2 separate regions of the Mus musculus genome follow, and region 2 is linked to region 1. Evidence: chromatin loops called from intact Hi-C (ENCODE). Cell type or tissue: gastrocnemius. All regions are shown on one strand. Links, peaks and the distances in the headings refer to the core of each region. The heading gives the core; the rest is flanking DNA. Region 1 holds the start of Hipk3 (homeodomain interacting protein kinase 3). Region 2 overlaps Hipk3 (homeodomain interacting protein kinase 3).

Region 1 (10,422 bases), core at 704-8,703:
TTTCATCTAGATGAGCTGATGCAGGTAGCCAATGGTTTCAATCAAAAGGAAAGGTACATTTGAGCAAAACCTATGTGAAGAACGTGCCCAGGACTCTAAGGATCCACTGCCCATGGAGACATCTTTGCCATATGATACTGCTAGTGTTTTCATTATTTTAGAGGAAGAAACGGGGGTGGGGGGTGGGAAGATGTGTGTTAATTAGAGTTTTAAGAAACTTTTGGCAGAGAGTGATATTAGGCTACATCTTTTTTTTTTTTTTTTTTTTTTCTTAAATAAAGGGGCCAGCAAGATAGTTCATCTGGTGAAGGTGGTTGCTGCTGCTGCTGAGACCTGAGTTCAATCCCTGTATCCCATGTATGGAAGTAGTAAACTGAACCCCACAAGTGCCCTCTGACCTAGCTATAGTACATATTATTGTACCAGGTTGTATATCCAAAATAATAAATACTTCATGGGTAATTTAAGGACTTTTAAAGAATGAATTTTTGTTCTATGGGAATTTCCTTCTTGTAGACTGTAATGCCTAGCCTCCATATTAAAATGAGATTATGTGGCTGGAGGGATGGTCCAGCAGTTAAGAGCATCGCTGCTCTTCCAGAGGACAATTCCCAGCACCTACATGGCAGCTCACCACTGTAACTCCAGCTCCAGGGGATCTGGGACCCTCAAACAGACAGACATCAATGCACATGATATGAAATAACTCATTTAGATGAGATTATGAATGTCCTCTTAATGTGGCACTAATTTTTTTTGCATGCGTCTGTGGTGTGGAAACAGATTGAATGCATATACTGTTTGCATGTGTGTGTGTGCACACGAGAGTAAGTATAGAGAAGCTGATATTGGGTGTCTTTTTCAACTGCTCTCTCTCACAGTTGAAACTGGGTCTCTCCCTTAAACTCCAAGCTCTCTGATTCTGGCAACAAGCTCTTTACCCTTTGAGCCATCTTGCCTGTCTTGTTTGCTTTCTTATCTTTTTAATGAAAAGAAATGTTTTTGAAAGAGAAGCAGAACGTTGGGCTGTAAAGAGTTAACTACTTGGTGAGCTTTTCAGTTATTCAAATATGGGCTGGAGCAAGCTAGCTTCTAGATGGGGTTTTCTACCCCAGCTGCCTCTCCCTGAGGCCCAGATATACAAAGTTGATCTCCAGGAAGAAGGTAGATTATTTGCACTAGGAAGTCGGGACCTCATGCCGGGAGGAGAAATAAAGCCCCCAGATAAACTTTTCCTCCTTGGTGTGTAGTTAGGGAGCTTGCTGGTTTTCTTGGCACACCTTGTTCCCCCCTCCCGTCCCACATGGTGGGGAGAAAAAAAGGACCGGAAAGAATACCTAGGAGCTGAAGGGGAGAAAATAACAACCAGCAAACTCCTCAAAGCCTAACTTCCTTGAGGAAGATAGCTGTGTGTGGGTTGGTGACTCAGGCTGTGACAGAGTTCCAAGGTTTTTCTGGAAACTGCAGTGCTTTGAATAGAAGCATTAGCATGGTGAGCTACGGCTGTTCGAGGCCATTTCTTGAAGCTGACACCTGTGTGCAGTTCAGTAGAGGTGGATACAAGGGCAGTGGATGGACTGGCTCCCTCTGGACAGAGTACCATCAGAGGTGGAGGCAGACCTTAGAGAAAGACCAAAGTCTGTGACTGCTTTGCAGGCTGGGTTTGTGAACAGCTTCTTTCTGCTTACATAGAAAAATCTATTCTTTCATTTTATAAATATTTATTGCGTTTCTATTCTAGACTGTGGGGGATCAAACAACTGACAAATGACAAAAAAAATGTTCCTTTTGGAAGAAGACAGAAAATGTACATGAGTGTATCTAAAATGGCTGGCCCTTGGGAGAGACGGAAAGATACTAAGCTATGCTGGGCCTGGTGCAGGTCTGTGATTACAGCCACTGCGATCACACTAGTTACAGGCTGCTGAGAAAGGAAGCTACAAGTTCAAGGCCTGCCTAATTTATGGAGAGAGCTCAAGGTCAGCCTGGGCAGGTTAGTAAGACCCTGTCAGAAAATAAAACATAGAAGAGGGACTGGGATATTGCTCAGTGGTAGAGTGGTGCTTTGCACTAGGTTCAGTCTCTGGGGCTGGGGGAAAGAAAAATCAAGAGTGGTGTGAAAAAGTTGAGGCCAGCCTGGTCTACAAAGTGAGTCCCAGGACAGCCAAGGCTATACTGAAAAACCCTGTCTCTCAAAAAACCAGAAAAAGAAGTGAGGGAGAACTTGGAGGGAACCTTGGAACCCGAGGAAGGGCCGACTGGAAGGACAGGACTTGGGAGATAGCGAGTTTCCAGTACTCCAATCCAGGGTAGGGTCTGGCAGCACTGGTTTAGGCCAATGTGATTTTGGCTTTTCACTCTCATAGAGATGGCTGCTATTGGAAGAAAAATTAGAATAAGGAGAAAGAAAAACAAATGGATTCCACGGAGTATTCTTTCATCCAAAGATTGTAGTGACTTCTTTGATTGCACTTTTACCTTCCCAAATAAACCCTTCTTCACTGGCTTCCTTTGCCGTGGAGTGAAGTTCTGAGCCTACCCTGCTCAATGGCTTTCTGCCTTGTCCATTGACAGTTCTCAATGAGCTCTCCTGAGTGAGCCTGGGCCTCACTAACTGGAGGAGGCAGGCTAGCCAAAGGCCTTCTTCCCATCACTGGACTTACTGGAGTTAACTTTTTGTGTGCTGACTTTAAACCCTTAATTTTAGGACTCCCTGGACCTGGAAAACTTTTTTGAGACAGGGCTCAGGTGGGCTTTGAACTCACCGTGTAGCCCAGACTGTTTTGAACTAGAGGTTTTCTTGCTTCAGGCTCCTGAGTCACAGGCCTGTGTCTCTCTGTCAGAAGTAGCCTGTATTTAAACATATTTGAAACTACGAGAGGATGATTAGTCTTTCCTCACTCCGGGAGGAAGTCAGTCTGTATTCTGAGATGGCTTGGCACTCACTATGAAGCCCATGGTCCTGGACTCTGCAAGATCGTCCTAGCTCAGGCTCTGGAGTACTAGGGACCAGGAGTGAGCCACTACACCCCATTTAGAACCATCCTTCTAAAAATATGAACTTAACAACCAAAGGCCACTTCATGGTTTTGAAAGACCATCTGTATGTTCCAGCTCAGAACGGATTTGGGGGGGGAAGAGACGAAGTGGATTAGGTTAGGACACAATAGGTTCCCTAAGGAGGGGGTCTATTTATCTAGCAAGCTTTACTGGGAAGGTTTAAGTTAGGTACTATATTTAGTCACTGGCAAGGCAAGGGTTAAAAGAAAGGTGACAGAAATCCTTCCTGGAATTCATAGGAAGGGGGTGGGGTGGAGTGAACTACTCAGCAGAAGGGGGGTGGGGAGCTCACTTCCAGCCTCTTCATAAATGTAGCAAAATGAGGAAAGTCTTCCATTAGGAGGCTAGAGATATGCTTGCAAAAGATATGCTTGCTTGTGAAAAGTAAATTCTAATGGAGAGAGTTCTCTATTAGTGTAGATTTCTATCTCTCTCTCTCTCTCTCTTTTTTTTAGCAATAATTTGTGTTTGGTTTTCAGATTATTGCCTTAAAAGAAATCCAATGTAAATGCTAAAGAATAAAGAATGGCTCCGACATTGCCCTCCTTTTGGATGTAGAGGGTAATCTCGAGCCTCTTCCGGTTCTGTCCATCTACCCGGCGCTGGCAATAGAGACTTGCATCACTGTGGCCATCTCATGCATACACCTTTTCTAAAAATCAGTCATTAGCTTTTCTACTTTAGTCTTCACTGTACTCCTATCTTGAAGAAAACACTGGTCACTGGAAAAAGGATTATCAGTGGCCTCGAGGGGATACCCTTTCCCCCTTTAAAGACATTCTACACAGTCCTAGTTTGAAAGGCAATAGGTAAAGGACTAGTATCTACCCAGCGAGTTGACCCTCCCTTTAGCCCCAGCTGCTGCAATGGAGAATATGTGTGGAGAAATAACATCGGCAAGCTCAGTCCTTCTAGTAAAGGAAGAAAGCAAAGGACATCTCCATTATAGAGACAGAGGTGCTTGCGTTGCGGAAACGTTAAATATTAGTTTAGAACCCAGACGAAACAGGTGGCAAAATAGGTTTACTGAATGATGGGTTGCTTCGAAGATAGATGCTTTCTGGAGAGATAGATGGAGGGGAGAGGGGTGGAGACTAAAGCTTTGCTCTTTAACCTTGCTCACGTCATCGAAACTTGTCTAAACCCTTGTCTTAGCATAAGAGTTTGGACTATGCATCAGTAAGATTCTTTCATCTCAAATTCCATGGTTCTATGGTTACGTGGGTGGAAATGGACCATTCTGTCGATTTCCTAGTTTCCAGGAGCGAAGAAACTAGCTTGGGTGTGGAACTAACTCGATGGAGAATTATCAACGTAGAGGTGGGCAGCTTCTCAACCACTGTGGTGGTGCACTTGGAAAACTTCCAAGAGAGTCCGTCCCTCATTCTTTGACGTGGTGTGACAAGTCTCCTGCTGTTTTGGAATGGGGGAGCGAGAAGGACCTATTTTAGGCTTAGATTATTCATTCTCTTTCTGCGTTTTTAGACTCCTAAGATGCCAAGAAACAGATTCTAAAGGGGTGGGAAGAGAATTAGGATGGGGTAACCTGGAAAGGCCTGTGGAATCCTGCTTCCGCATCTGAACCCCTTTGGGTATTAGGATTGTCCCTTAAATGTGTATTTTTGGGCCCGGAGTCAGGTTCAGAACTGCAGAGGAGGGCTGACGGAAGCCGTTCCTCTTGGAGGGGATGGCGTGAGAGCTCAGGGTTGGATCCGCGCGGGCCGCCTGGCGGGCTGCGAGCGTCAAGGGCGCGGCTGCAGGCGGACCCTGGGGAGGGGCTTCGCGGAGGCGCCGCGGCCCTACCCGAGCGGGGCCGCCCGGGCTCGGCGCTCAGAGCGGCCGAGCGGGCGGTGGCGCTGCGGAGGCGGCGGCCGAGGCCGGCGGGCGCGCGGAGGAGGGGCCCGATATCGGGGCGGCCTGCCGCAGCTGCCCGGGTGACGACTGCCGGCAGCGCGGCGCCCCGAGGAGTCCGAGCCGCAGGCCCCGGGCGACGCGGCCTCGCAAGCAGCCCTCGTCCTCGTCTCAACTCCGGGGAAATGGGCCCTCAGCACCGCGGGCCCTGCATCCCTTGTTGCCCGTAGGCCCCGGTGGCCCGCCGGCTTGTCACTGCCCCTCTCCCCAGTCGAGCGGTCCCCACCCCAGGTCCCCGGGAAGGAAGATGAGGGAGACGGGCCCGGCGATCGGCAGCCAGAGAAGCAGCAGCAGCGGTCGGGGGAGGGTGTTTCGCCGTTTCCTCTCAGCCGCCAGGACAAGATGGCAGCGGCCGCCGAGAGGGGCTGAGCCCCGGCTGGGTGGCGCCGCCTGCTGAAGCGCTTGGCTCCGGGTCCCCGCACGGCCCCCGCGACCCACCCCGGACATGCTCAGGGCTGCGGCCGCCCGAAGCGGGGAGAGCGCGGGCCTCTAGGAAGGTAAGGAAGCCAGGCAAGGGCGGGTAGCTCGGCGCCGTCGCGGGGCCTCGGGGGCCGGGGGAACCCTCGGAGCGACGGCTCTCCGTTCCCGCCCGGTTGTCCAGTGCGGCCGGCCCGGGCGGTTCCCGAAGGCCGGCGCCAAGCCAGGCCCGAGGAGGCCGTACGCGGGGACTGCGCGTGCTTTCCGCGCGCGCTTGGCGCAGCCTCCGGGAAGCCGCCCTGGCCGCGCCGGGCTGTCCGGGCCTTCCCCCAAGCCTAGGTTGCGCAACGGCTCTTCCCAGCAACCGAAGTTTTGTTTGGTCCCACGGGGGCCCCCCGTTTCGGCTCGGCGGCTCTAGGCCGTCACTACGGAGACCTCGTTCCTTTCATTGATGGGAGCGAAGACCAACGTGCACGCACGCCGCCGCCGGAGCGCCCAGCCCCGTGGCTGCGCCGCGGAGGCTTGGTGGCCCTGTCACCGGCGTCGCGGGGCGGCGGGTTTGGAGGGTGTCAACTCTGGAGACGTGCGTGCGTGTGATTGTTGGGGAGGAGAAATGTGATCCGAGGCTTCGCGTCCCCAGCGGCGGCGGGAGGAAGGCGTGGCGGCCGCGCGGCGGGGCTGTTGCCGGCTTCTCTCGTTACGGCGGCGGCGGCCCTCTTCCCTTCGCGCTGTGGGGAGACCAGCGGAAAGGACTCGGGACCAGAATGTCTGTTTTCCTGTCTGGGGGGAGACGGCTGTTGTAAAATGGTATGTGGATCTTGGGGGAAGCCTGTTGTTTCCCAGTCTTATCTGTGCTGGAGGAATTGCGCTGAAGGGTGTGTGCGTAAATTACCTTGGACCTGTTACAGAGTAGTCACAACATGTTCGGTCCTTGAACCGTGTTTTCACAACCTCTGGCTGGCCTGCTGCTGGCGAATTTGTTTTTCCACCTGTCAGTTCGCAGCTTATAAGGAGCTTCTATTAGCAGCAGCAGCAGCCGGTCCCCCCCCCCCCTCCCCGGCCCCCCTTAGGTTTCAGATTATGGCCCAGTTTACAGGGAAACTCATGGTTTTACGGGTCTACTTTGTTTTGGTTATCTCTCTGGTACACAGGGCTGGAAAAGTTAGCTGGAAAACCAGTCTTCGTTTCTATGTACCTCCGAGTTGTTTGGAGATCTGTTTTTTATTTTTCTATTTTAGGTCTCCCCCCCCCCCCCCCCCGTAAACTACAGCCTCTCAAATGGGGGTACTAAAAACAGTTTAACTTAATTTTCAGATTTTAATTGCCTGGTGTTTGAAAAATTTTTAAAGATTTTTTTCTTTCTGATCAGGTTATGAAAACATTTCTAGGTCTTTTTTGTTGTTGTTTACCGAGAAAAATACCTTAAATGTTTATCCACATTTACTATTTCAGAAACTGGGCAAGTCTCACCATATGTTTAATAAGTCTAGATTCTGCTTAGGTTTGCAAGTGCAGTGCTAATTTTATACAATGAGCAACGATAAGGTTTAAACAGGTCATGATTAAGCTTAGTATTTTAGGTAAACAAAATATGACTGACCTTTAAAAACTTGCTTTGTTGTATTAGTTCCTCTATTTTCATGACACTTAACAGTAATTGAAATTTAATCAAACAACCCAAATTCTTAATTTTTAAATTAACAAGATATTTCGTGCTATATTTGCATTCATATAAAGTACAGGGAGCTCGCATTTATGAAATTTAGTGCTTAACCTGTGTCAGTTTATTTTTCTTATTTTGATTATTTTTAATTTGTTATGGTAGGTATACCGTAGAGATATATATCAGAAATGTCTGCTTTTTCAGTGTTTGGATATTTCATTGTATTTTAGGGATAATTTATTTCTTAGGTCCTACTCTCCACCCTAGGAAATATATTTGCAAAAAGAAAAAATATTTTGGAGGATAGATAAAAATATAGCATCAGTGTTTTAAACAGGTAAGATGAGCTTGAAGTCTAGAACAGAACTGGCCATTAAATGTTTTAAATTTATATTTGGACATTGCTGACTACAGTAGCTAAACATACATATTAGGCAAGCAGATCATAACATGGTGAGACAGTCTTAGCATTTTGTCATAATGCTTTTTCCATTGAACTAGTCATTATCTTGTTTATAAACCAGCCATTGGCTTCTGGGCATGGGGTTTTTAGAGTCTCATTAAAGTAGATGGTTTCTATGAGATAATTCTTGTAAATGTGCTTGAGAAGAAGCTAAAGATTATACTCTGTTAATTTTTTGGATGATCTGTCATAGGATACCATAAAGTAGGGTTGCAAATTACAGAGGTCCGTTTCTGTAGCAAGTGCCATTTGACACATAGGTGTTTGCTTAGTGCCTGTGCTGAATGCATGCTTTCCCGTAAGTTCACAAAACAGTTGCTGTCAGGTGACCTTCCTGATTGAAGCTCTGTGTTTAAATATTTGCTGCATGAACACTGAAGGCATATGGAAAAGAGGAAGGAGAAAATGTCAACCTTACAATGTGGAATTGTTAATCAAATGTAATTCATGCACATCCACTTAAATGGAATAATTGTTTGCATCTATGTTGCAGTGACTTATTCCATTAACTTTTGAAGTTACCTTTGTTTTTTTTTTTTTTTTTTTTTTTTTTTTTTTTTTTTTTTGAGGTGAAGGAGTTAGCTTCCTAGTACAGTTCTCATTGCAACAGTTCTTCCAGTATGATAAGGTACATGAGCATTGTCCTATTGGTGGTTGATTCAGAGGCATGGAAGGAAACATTGTTTCTATTGCAACTTCAGCTGAGCTTGGATAGGAAAAGATGTCCTGACAATGCTTCAAGGATGTTCCAAAAACTGGAATTTCTCTACTTTCCACAAGTTATTAACTTGTGTCTTATATTTATTAGGGCACACAGGCTAATTTTGATACACAATTATTATTGCTGCCAAAGTAAGCATTCCCTTTGTAAAATTTGTGGGTTGCAGCTGTCCTGATTTCTTAATGTCCAGAGTTTGGGCTTAGTGTTGCATGTTTAAGTTGGAAGCTACTTCTGAAGAGGGACTTTTACTGGTGTTTGTTTAGAGGTACTGCCCCTCCTCCACTTTAACTAGGATGTAGTATTATTTCTCTGGGAAAAGAGAACGTTCTCAGAACACTTGTCAGGAGGAAGGAATGTTTGCACATGATGTAAATATACAATGAAAGGAATTATCCTAAATGTCCTTACTGGCTCGAGAGCCATCTGCTTAGAAGTTATAACCTTCCCTCGTACCTTTAAAAGGTTATAACTTGAAGAAGAGTATGTATTTGGAGCAGAAGTTTTAAATCATGGTAGGGTTTTGTTGTTGTTGTTGTTTTTAAATTCCTCTTGGTTTTTCTAGACAGGGTTTCTCTGTGTAGTTCTGGCTGTCCTGGAACTTGCTCTGTAGATCAGTCTAGCTTTGAACTTTAAGAGATCCTCCTGCTTCTGCCTCCTGAGTGTTGGGATTAAAGGCATGTGCTACCATCTGGACTTATTTAATTTTTAACAGAGTACTTTGTGGTCAACTTAAGGAAGCAGTTAATTTCTTTTGGTTGTCTTGGTCTAATTAAGAGCAGTTTGGGCAAAAGCAATATTAGAGTGCTTTTTCTGTCCAGCTCTATTGCATTTTTCTGGATGTTAGTCATTCTGTAAGACCCTAACAAACTAGACACAGTAAAGAGGTGTATATTTACATATACATACACACATTATTGTATATATGTGTTTGCCAAACATGTCACTAAACAAAGGCCACACAGTTGCTTGTATGTTGAGACACCAGGGTGGTTGCCAGAGACCTAGGAGCTACTCATGTGGGACCAGAAACATGCTGCTAGTGTCCATAATGATATTGTTAGGGTGGCTTTTGTCTTAGCAGATTTGCTTTAGGTCTCATGGGCCTTACTCTATAGCTCTGACGGGCCTTGAACTCTAATCTGCCAGCTTCTGTCTCAGTGCCAGGATTACCAGTGCTAGAAAGACCTCTTTCCAGACTCAATCTCATCAATCTCTCCACTACCACCTATCTCCCAGGTCTTTGAGACAGACTCCTGTGGTCCAGGCTGACCTCATACTTCTGCTCCCTCTATTTCCATCTCATCTCTATGCCCAGCCTAAGCATTTCGGTCTTCTCCATAAGGTCTCACTGTGTAGCACCAGCTAGCCTGGAGCTCTGTACAAAGACCAGGCTAGCCTCAAACTCAAAGATATCCACCTGCCTCCACTGGACTAAGCTTATTAATTTTTTTTTTTTGAGACAGGGTTTCTCTGTGTAGCCTTGGCTGTCCTATAACTCACACTGTAGACCAGGCTGGCCTTGAGCTTATTCATTTTTTAAATGGTAAATTTCCATATTCATTTTCCTTTGTATTTCCTTTACTGCTATCCTTAAAAAATTGTTTGTTTGTGTGTGTGTGTGCACGCGCGCGCATGTGGGCTTTCTTGCATATACATGTATGGCCATGTGTTTGGCATAGAACATGCATTTGGGACAATTTTAAGAGGTTCTACTCCTTCAATCACAAGATCCTTTGATCAATTTCGGGTTATCATGCTCCCTTCTCCCATCCTCTAATAAACCAAAAGGATTATTCTTTTTTTTTTTTTTTTTAAGAAGGAAATTTAGTACAGGGAAGAATAAGAAAGTACATTATTCATTTGATCTATAACTTTTTTATTTGGACAAAGATTTAAGTTGCTAAAGATGAATTCTGGTTTTTTTTTTTTTTAATTAAAAGATTTATTTTTGGCTCTATGTAGTGGTGTACACATTTAATCCCAAATGTAGAGGCAGGTGGTTATCTGTTAGTTCAAGGTCAACCTGGTCTATATAGTGAGTTTAAGGACAGCCAGAAAGCTACATAGTTAGGCCTTGTTCAAACAAACAAACAAACCCATTTTAATATTTTGTTTTATGTGCTGCATGCATGTAAGTACACCACATGTGTAGACCTAGTGCCTGTGGAGGCTAAGAGATGGTGTTGA
Region 2 (10,422 bases), core at 1,242-9,241, 50 kb after region 1:
CCTCATGCTTGCTAGGAAGGCCTTCTAAGGTTGAACTACATCCATAGCTCAATACTTCTTGATGAAAATACCACCAACACAGATTCAGAGTTTAATAGTGACAGCCCATGGTACCTGCAATTATAGGTATAGTTGTTTCTAGAACTGGACATACTGAACCTAAACCAAGACAGCCCTTTTCCTAACAGCGATGGAATTATTTTGCTAGTAACTCAACATTTGACTTGAACAAGTAGGTAAAAATGGAACAACCCCCCCTGAGATGTTCCATTAATAGCCATCTTTTCTGAGTGACTCTTACTTCACTGCATTCTTATTTGAAGAATTCCAAGCATTCCCTTCCAGTACTCTATCAGTAGTCTACCAGTCCATTCAGAGGTCTGTTCTCACTGAGGAAAATTGCCTTTCAACTTGCCAATTTTCAGTGTTAAGCTGTGTTTTATATCAATATTTCAAGTTTTTAGAAAGACAGAGTATTTGTAATGAACATCAATAGACTTGACTAAAAACACATGGCAGAAAAAGAAACATCATTTTATATATAGATATACTTTGTTTCCATGTGACCTCAACTTTGGCGCTGTAGGGTTTAGATTGGACTCCTGACAGTGTGTAACTACTTATAAAGTGAGCCTTCAGGCTCTGTTGGACTGTTCACTGAATACACTAATTTAATTTGTGACTTGTCTATGTATAATGCACAAAATGATGTTTATGTATGCAGACGTCTGTTTATACAAACGTATATTTCCCAAGCTGGTAAAGGAATTGGAAACAATTTTAATCACTGCAGTGACTTTGTGATGTTCTTACAATGCGTAAGCTTTAAAGTTTGGGTTCTTTAGACTGGGTTTCTGTAGCTCAAAGTGACCTGGGATTCTCTGTGTCCACACTGGTGTTCAACTCATTGTAGTCCTCTTGCTTAAGCCTCCCAAAACTGCATTACAGGTGTGAGCCCCCTCATCTGGCTTAGAGTTTGTTTTGTATTGCAAGAACAGCTAGTAGAAACCTTGTTTCTCTGTCAGGTTCATCTAGGATGTAGGTGCTTTACCGTGTTGCTTCCCTACTTTTACATGTGATGTTGTACATAGAAAATGTATGCCATGGTGAATGACAGACAGCAAGGAAACTGTTTTCCACACAATAGGGCTCGGTCTCGAATGAACTTACAGAGACTGGCAGCAAGTCTATGATCTGCAAAAGTTCAAGCCAGACAAACTCCTTGCTTGGGGAAAGGAAAATGGTGGGCAGAAAGTCCAAATCCTCAGTCAAGAAACTGTTTGTAACTAGTAGTGGCTGGAGTGGCACTGAGCGTGCTGGCCACACTCCAGGACAGGCCCCACGTCCAGGAGGAGTTGGTCAACACAAAACAGACTCCATGGTTTCTCTATTCTTATTTCCCTCCCTCCCTCCCTCCCTCCCTCCCTCCCTCCCTCCCTCCCTCCCTCCCTCCCTCCCTCCCCTCTCTCCCTCCCTCCCTCCCTCCCTCCCTCCCTCCCTCCCTCCCTCCCTCCTTCCTTCCTTCCTTCCTTCCTTCCTTCCTTCCTCCTTTCCTTTTAAGAAGAAGTTGGTTGTATGGATGTGATCTAGAGGTGGAAAACGAATACAGTCTAAATATATTGTATGAAAAATTTGAAAAACATATTAGTAACTAAATAAAATAATTTGGTCACATTAGTTTTGGACTTGGTGAGTGTGTTTGTGTGTGTTGTATATATGTATGCAGGTAAGTGCACATGTGCACTTGTGCCACAGAGCATGTGTGGAGGTCAGAGGGTACTCCCTGGAGTTCCTTCCCTTTTCTTCCCACGTGGAGTTCAGGGACTGAAGTCAGTTTGCCTGCTTGGTGACCTGTTTACCTGTGGAGCTATTTGATTCACCCAGCATTGTTAATACAATCCGCCAATGTGCAATAGGTTCTGAGGCATACATGGTAGAAATGTTCAGTGCTCAGTTCCTAATGTTTGTGAATACTTTGTGTCTGCAGAGGAAAATATCTGTGTAGGGAAAAAGAGAATATGGCAATATGACCAGTTATTCTCAAGTCTTTTAGGGGTAAATATTCATTGTTCTGTCCTTGAAAGTTAAACCCACATATGTGCATACACCTAGGATAACGGTGTGTGATTCCTTTGCTATGCAGCTGTACATGGAGGCTCTGTTAAAGCATGCTAGTTCTCTTCAGAAGGTGGATGGAGGCTCCTGCCACTTTAGACTCCTCATGAGAAAGCCACAGGACATAGTAGCATAATTAATCTGAGAATGAAATATTTTTCCAAATAACTGAAGTGTTAAGATGCATTTTAATTGTTCTATCTTAAACCATATTTTTAAAAAATTAACTTAAAAAACTTTATATTGATATGTATTGGTGTTTTGCCTACATGTAAATGCCTACATGGTATGTGCCTGGTGCTTGTTGAGGCCAGGAGGAGGCATAGGATACCTTTGAACTAGAATTACGGACAGTTGTGACTGCCATGTGGATGTTGGGAATTGAACTATGGAAGAGCAGGCAGTATTCTTAACTACCGAGCCATTTATCTAGCCCATACTTTTACCTTCAAACCTGAATATGCTGCACTTGTCTCTAAGGATGACCAAGGACACAGTTATGTGACTGTTCATTACTGTTATGTTCTGAAGTCACATGGAGGTCTAGACTATTAGCTTCAGGAACTTTGTTTTCATTTGGTCTTAACTTTCACTGCCTGTTTGAGTTCTTTTGATATTACAAATGTTTAATTTTTTGTCAGCTTTCATGTATTATTTCTAATCTGCTGTAGCTTGAAAAGCATGGTGTGTGTTGTTTTGTTTTTTTCAAGCATTAATAGAGATGTTGTTAAGGGAAAGGCTCGTGGGGAAGAGACTTCATTATGGAGCTGTGCTCACGGTCCCTTTACATGACCGAGGGTTAGGATCGGGGTTTGACAAGTTCTCAGCGACATAACTAAACATGATTTTTCTGTCATTTAGAACTTTTCTTAGAATGTCAAATAAAATTCGGTAATTTAAAGTGAAAAGGAACCTGACTTTCTTCTTTTCCTCTCCCCGCGCCCCACCCCACCCCCAGAGCTCCAGAGATTATATTGGGGTTGCCGTTTTGTGAAGCCATAGACATGTGGTCACTGGGATGCGTGATCGCAGAGTTATTCCTTGGATGGCCACTCTACCCAGGAGCCTTGGAGTATGATCAGGTAACAGAACTGAACAGTGATGGAATTGCTAGAAAGGAAGCATAATCTATAGTCTTAGAGCATTGCATGATTCTCCATACACAAAATGTGAAAATCTCCATGAATGTCAAAGCTTAAGAAATTTAAATTCACTTAACATTAGCTCTTGACTTCAAAGCTCTTTTCTAACACTCTGGTGGTAAAGCACGGCCAAGGCAACTTGTAGGAGGAGGGGTTTATCTTGAGCTTAGAGTTCCAGAAAGAGTCCATGATGGCAGGGCAGAGGCAGAGGCAGCAAGTGCTGGAGCTACAGCTGGGGTCTCAGATCTCAACCCACAAACAGGAAGCAGAGAGAGCTGTGCAAAACAGCAAGAGGCTGCTGAAGCTCCAGGTCCACCCCTGTTGACATATTCCCTCCAGCAAGGGCACATACCTTCCTATTCCCCCCAAACATTCACCTACTGAAGACCAAGTATTCCAGTGCCAGAAACTCTTAAGGGGACAGCCTATTCAAACTACCACATTTTTATAAACTAGTTACAACCTACAGACTTCAAACCAATTTTATGAAGTAGTCATCCTATATATAATATAATATTTGGATAATGTTTGTTTGTTTGAGGCAGGTTGTCAGTATGCAGCCCTGTCTTACTTAGCCTTGTGGTAACCCCCCCTCCACCCCCTCCCTCCGTCTTGGGGCTGTGGTAATGTGGTACCCTTCCCCGTGTCTTAGGGCATGTGTCACTTTGCCCAGGCCTGTTTATCATTTATTTATTTTTTGAGACAGGGTCTCTCTATATAACCCTGACTGCCCTGGGATTCACTGTCAGACCAGGTGGGGTTAATTCACAGAGATCTGCCTGCTTCTGCCCCCTCCCAAGTGCTGGGGATTACAGGCGTACACTGCTGTGCCTGGCCTTAGTTCTGGTTTTTATTGTTGATTTTTCTTTATTAAAATGGATGTGAGGGGCTGAAATGATGGCTCAGTGGTTGAGACATGTTCTGCTCTTCTAGAGTACCGAATTTTGTTCCTGGCTCCTACATCAGATGGTTCACAGCTGTCTGTAATTCCAGCCAGAGGAGCCACCATCTACTTCTGCCCTCCACTGGCACCTGTACACACATGCATAGTACACAGTCACATAAATACACATAATTTAAAATAAAACAAATGAAAAAGCATCTGAGTAGTCACTAATTTGGGTGACTTAGCTATTTCTGAGGGGATTCAGTATTATCACTAACATGAGATAATATCATCGACATCTTATCATTTACAGTGTCATTCTACAAGTGAACCTTCTCTTTTAGGTCAGGTTTCTAACTTGTCTGTTTTCCCGCTTTATGTTCTGAAGCCCTCTAAAAGTTTATGTAACAGTTTCTGTCCATCTTCTCTTCAGGTATGTTTTCAGTCAACTTTGGACTTTGATGCAGCCGTTAGACTATTGCTAGTTCTGAAGGACATGGCCATCTAAGCAGAGTCCCACAGTTCCAAGCTGCTGAAGCACCAAGCACAGTCAGCTGCTAGGAACTTAGTTTTAGCTGTGGACTAGTTTGTGCCACGTGTAATCCTGTGGAGCAGGACACCATCTAGTGGCAATTTTAAGTTGACTGGCTGGTGCACTCTGGGTTTGGACAGTGTCTTGAGCAGCTCATGTTAGTCTTATCAGAAGATTTACTCTACTCCCTTCTTTATGTGAAAGAAAGAAAATGAAATTTCCCACACCCAAATGAACAGAACTGTTAGGTTTTTTCTAAAAAACTTGTTTTTTCTAAATCCTGTAATTTTTTTTTTTTTTTTTAAAAGACTAAGCTGTAAGGAAGAACCAAACCAAATTTGGAACAGGTGTTACCTGGTTTAGATGAATAATATTTTCAAATATACATATCTGTATATGTGTATATATGTGTTCTTCTAAAGGACCAGAAGAAAGTCATTATCACAAGGCACCAATTATAGTTTTCATTCAGTTTTTTTTTTTTGTTTTTTTTTTTTTTTTTTTTTTTTTTGGTTTTTCGAGACAGGGTTTCTCTGTGTAGCCCTGGCTGTCCTGGAGCTCACTTTGTAGACCAGGCTGGCCTTGAACTCAGAAATCTGCCTGCCTCTGCCTCCTGAGTGCTGGGATTAAAGGCGTGCTCCACCACGCCTGGCAGAAGTTATTTTTTAAAATATACATATACAAATAAATCCTGTGCATCCTTACTTTGTTCTTAATCTTAGGAAGATTTCACCCTTTTGAGATAGGATTTCACACACTAGCACACAATGGTCTGGATTCACTAGGTGGCTCATGCTGTCCTCAAACTTCAATTATTAAAAACAACAACAACAACATCAAAACTTTAATACTCTTACCTCAGCCTCCTGAGTGCTGGGACTACTTAGCAAAAGTGAGCTATATTTACAAATGCTGGTGTTTAATTTTCAGAGATTCTATCGATCTTTTTAGAGTGTGTTCACCTAACTTAGGATGTAGTAGGTCTCCAGTAAATTTACTTCTACCTCTTTCCAGGAAGCAGTTGCCTCAGTACACTTAGGTACTCCAAATAAGGTACCAAGTTTCTTGTTTCTTTGAAATAGGGTCTCTCTCAGGTAGCTTAGAATGGCTTCGCTCTCTCTGAACCTGAGAATGACCTTGATTCTCCTGGTTCCATCTCAGAAGTGCTAAGATATAGTTGTGTGCCATCATGTCTAACTAAAAACTTTGTCATCTCCCTCACCCCAATGCCCAAGATTGAATTAAGTGTTCTACTATTGAATTATATACAGCCTTGGCCTTGGTGTATTGTCTTCAAAATACATTATTACTATTTTCAACCTTAAACTAACTAATACTTACTGAGTTCCTGGCCAAGAAACTACTATTATAACACTTTACATTTCTTTCATAAGATCTCTGGCATACTTACCATGTCTGTTTTCAGATGAGGTGTATAGATTATAGAGAAGTGGCTGGGAAGATGGCTCAGTGGGCTTGCAGCTCTTGGGCATGTGAGGTCTAGAGTTTGGATCCCCAGATTCCATGAAATTGGGTAGGCATACTCCAAATTCAGAAGACAGGGACAAGAGTTGTATCTGCAAACTGGATTGAGAGACCTTGACTCAGTGAATAAGTGGAGAGCAACTTTATCTTTGGTTCATTACACATCTGGAAACATACATGAACTTGACTGTCCTCATTCCATACAGGCTCCCACACTCATTTAAACAAGCATGCATGCAACACACCACTCAGAGACACATCTTAAAACATCAAACAAAAAAGTTAAACTAACACAGACAGTCTGTATTCAGAAGCCATTAAAATTAATAGTATATCGCTTACACATGTTTAATGTGCAATACTCCCAAAGCAACCTTGAGAAAGGATTTAAAAGTTAAAGGGTATAAGCAAACCTGCTCTACACTGTTGCCCCTTTCTGTACCGGCCACCTTCTGGGCTCCAGTCTCACGCTGATGGTGTCAGTCTAGCCCCTGGGGAGAAGTGCTTTTCTCAGTTTGCAGTAGTTTCTCCAGTGCCCAGTCAGCCCCGCTGTCCTGTCCTAAGATTTGGGTTCCAGGGAAGGAGCCATCCATGCTACTGCATCATTTTGTCCTGAAATGGTAGCATTCTATCTTTCAGGATTTTTATTGTGTAATTCCCACCCCACCCTAGAGGCATCTGAGGCTACTTCAGCCTTCCAAGTGCTGAGTGTAAACGACTGTGACTAGCAAAATAGTCCTTATTTTCTGTTTTGCTTTTGCTATTTATAAAGGCTTTAATAACAGAAGTCTTTTGTTTTTCTCTGTATAGTCCTGGCTATCCTGGAGCTCACTCTGTAGACCAGGCTAGACTTGAACTCAAAAAGATCTACCTGCCACTGCCTCCCAAATGCTGGGATCAAAGGCGTGTACCACCATGCCCGACAGAATGAACACAATTTAAGTAACAGGCCAGGAGCCACTGGTGTGAAAGAAAATGAAGCCAGGTGTGGTGACATACAGTTGCAGCCCTCCAGGGGGCTAAGGCGGGGTGACCTTTGCCCTTGAGGCTAGTGGGGGATGAACTACCTAGCAACACTCACCTCCAACTGTACATAAAAAGAAAGCAAGGAAAGGCCTGCTTAAAAGCAGCAAAAAGGCACGTTTTTTTTATGTTTATTTTTGAGGCTAGAAGATAATGGAATCTGAGAGGAAGGAGTTAATAGAGAAAAGAACCAGAAGGTGAAGGAACAGATGGACTGCTTAGTAAAGCAGAATCTAAGATTAAACTGGAAAGAAGGAAGGTGGAGGACTCCTTTGGGTCCTAAGTTACATTCCCCCCTTTAAAGCCCATGCCCCTTTTTATACTGACTAGTCATGGAGTGTGAGAACCACTATCTAATAATGTGTACCAGGCACTGTCATGGATGTTGGGAGTTGCATAGTGGAGTAAGAAGATGGAAAAGAAAAGTCTAGTATACCAGATGGTGAAAAGCATGATGGGGAAAACATCTAGCTGGGGGAATGGGGGTTGCTGGGAAAGACAGAGTTAACTCTTGCTTACTGGCTTGGAAGGCGTAATGAATAAGGTGATATTAGAGCCCAGAACTAAAGGAAGAGTGCCATGTGACACCTAGGACAGGTATTCCAGATGAAGTTGAGAGGCCCTGCACCTAGGGGGTTCGAGGTGTCCCTTGGGAGGATGCATCTGTAACCTTGTCACTTTGTCACTTAGGTCACCAAGGCACTGTCAGTACTTCCCCAAAATAACTCGCTATCAATTCAAATCCCTCTCTTTCCCTCCTACTAAGTTATTGTCTGGGAATAGCTCAGTGGCAGAGCACTTGCCTGCCATGTATGAGGCCATAGGTTCAAACCCCAGTATTGTTTCCCCTACCCCCAAAGGTCATGTTATCTCTTGTTAGTTCTTCTTTAGTGAATCTCTGTTCTTCCAGGCTTTGAACATGTTGGTTTCCTCTCTTGATTTATATAGAACCTTAATTGCTACATTAATAATTTACATATACTGTGCATCAAGTGTTTCTCAGGCAACGCTGACTACATTTATTTTAGACTTAAAACACTGCATATTCCTTCCTTACATGAATTCATTGAGGGCATAGATGGTATCATATAGTTGCTGATAAAATGTTCAATTAATGCCTGTCATACAAAAGAATAAATTTGTTTTAAAATTATTTTTCAGATCCGATACATTTCTCAGACTCAAGGTTTACCAGGAGAGCAATTGTTGAATGTGGGTACAAAATCCACAAGATTTTTTTGCAGAGAAACAGATATGTCTCATTCTGGTTGGAGGTTAAAGGTAATTCACTAAAAATATATTTATTAAACAGTTTTCTAAGATGCCTCTTATGGACAATGCCTTTTATACCTTAAAAAGTATTTATGGGTTGGAGAGATAGATGGCTCAGCAGTTAAGAGCACTGGCTGCTCTCCCAGAGGTCCTGAGTTCAGTTCCCAGCAACCACATGGTGGCTCACAGCCATCTGTAGTGGGGTCCGATGCCCTCTCCTGGTGTGCATGATGACAGTGCACTCATGTACATTAAATTAAAAAAAAAAAACTTTTAAAAAACAAATAATGTTTTAGATTATTTTAACTTTTATGTGTGTTTTGCTTGCATGTTTATATGTGCACCACATGTGTGCTTGGTACCCTCAGAGGCCAAAAGAAGGTGTCAGATATTCTGGAACTGGAGTTAGAGATGCTTGTTAGCTACCATGCAGATTCTGGGAAACAGAACTTTATCCTCTGTAACAGCAAGTGTTCTTGGCCACTGAACTGTCTCTCCAGCTTCACTACTTGCTTTCTTGTACCACCTAGGACTGCATGCCCAGGTGTGGTACTACACCAATGAGCTGGGCCATCAGTCATTAGACTTACAGACTTATAGACTTGCTTATAGACCATCTCATAGAGATAGTTTCTCAATTGAAGTTTCCTCTTGTAAGATGATTCTAGCATGTATGAAGTTGACAAACTAACCAGCATAACAGAGATTCACTGTGTAGCCCAGGCTGACCTCTGATTTGACTCTCCTATCTCAACCTCCTGTGTGCTGGCTGGGCTTACATGAGTGCACACTATTCCTGGCTTCATATTTATTAATTTATTTGTATTATAAAATACATTTTTGCTTGTTACTCTTTTGAAACTACTATACCTGGTATTAGGCTAAATGTGTCAGGCATGAAGGACTAGAAATAGGGATATGGTGAGTAATAATATGTTATTTTCTCTTTGTATGTAATAAGACACTGGAAGAGCATGAGGCAGAGACAGGAATGAAGTCTAAAGAGGCCAGAAAGTACATATTCAACAGTCTGGACGATATAGTGCATGTGAGTATTGAAGTCACATGTACACCTTTGTACCGAAGATGATCTTTGAGTGCCAAGGACCGAAAACACCTTGCCCATTCCTAAGTCTTACTTTTTAAGTGTTTCAAACAGAATTAACTGAATTTTTTCAAACTCTCACAGGCTAAATTATATTTGTTGCCTGTGCTGTCCTTTTCTAAAGAGGTTTTTCTTTTTCTTTTTTTCTCTTTCTTTCTTTTTTTGGTCTTCAAGAGGAAAACTAACAGGAAGACTTCTTTTCTCGCCTTGGTAGGAGTTGTTATGTGCTTATTAGTAAACATTTGGGCTGGTGAGACGGCTCCATGGGAAAGGAACATTGGCCATGTAAGCCTGGCGACCTTAGTGCTGTTCCTAGAACACATGCAAAGTGGAAGGAAAGAGGTCCACATGCTGGAATGCGCGCACACACACACACACACACACACACACACACACACACACTCACACACACACACACACACACACACACACACACACACACTCACTCACAGGCAACACACTCAACACAAGATGCTCAGAGACATATCCATTTGCATAGCTATAGGTACATACACACAGTCATACAGAGACAGACAGACAGACACACACACATATACTTAACACAGTTACACACACATACTTCAGAAGATTTGTAGATATGTGAATTTCAGTTCTTTTTGTTTCAAATGGCTGTAGTTCACTGTTTTGTTTTTTTTAAGATGTGAAATTTTAACAGGCCCTTCTTTCTTTCTATGGCTTATTTTATTTGATGGCTTCAAACTTTGCTATTATAGGTGAACACAGTGATGGACTTGGAAGGAGGTGATCTCTTGGCTGAGAAAGCTGATAGAAGAGAATTTGTTAATCTGTTGAAGAAAATGTTGCTGATTGATGCAGATTTAAGAATTACTCCAATTGAGAC

Evidence for each region. Hi-C counts contacts between places; a loop is a spot of excess contacts. Peaks named below come from ENCODE experiments on the same cell type or tissue, not always from the same donor. Only the 100,000 strongest peaks of a DNase experiment are listed, where the experiment ranks them.
Region 2: a loop joins it to region 1, with 5 times the contacts of the local background. A loop is called at or near these places in 18 of 42 quality-filtered maps.

The regions. Positions count from the first base shown.
Region 1 is chr2:104,488,994-104,499,415 of GRCm38, reverse strand. Hipk3 (homeodomain interacting protein kinase 3) reads left to right here and starts at 4,927. Exons shown (of 16, transcript NM_010434.2): 1 at 4,927-5,468. In gastrocnemius, for the core only: CTCF peaks have their summits at 4,792 and 6,038; DNase peaks (open chromatin) are centred at 4,451, 4,867, 5,281 and 5,829; H3K4me3 peaks cover 4,611 bases; H3K27ac peaks cover 4,658 bases.
Region 2 is chr2:104,439,287-104,449,708 of GRCm38, reverse strand. It overlaps Hipk3 (homeodomain interacting protein kinase 3), which reads left to right. Exons shown (of 16, transcript NM_010434.2): 3 at 3,074-3,197; 4 at 8,345-8,464; 5 at 9,417-9,503; 6 at 10,295-10,422. Among named protein-coding and RNA genes, the nearest start is that of Mir1902, 16 kb to the right of the region's middle. In gastrocnemius, for the core only: CTCF peaks have their summits at 4,771 (motif pointing left) and 8,678 (motif pointing left); DNase peaks (open chromatin) are centred at 1,320 and 4,763; H3K27ac peaks cover 2,973 bases.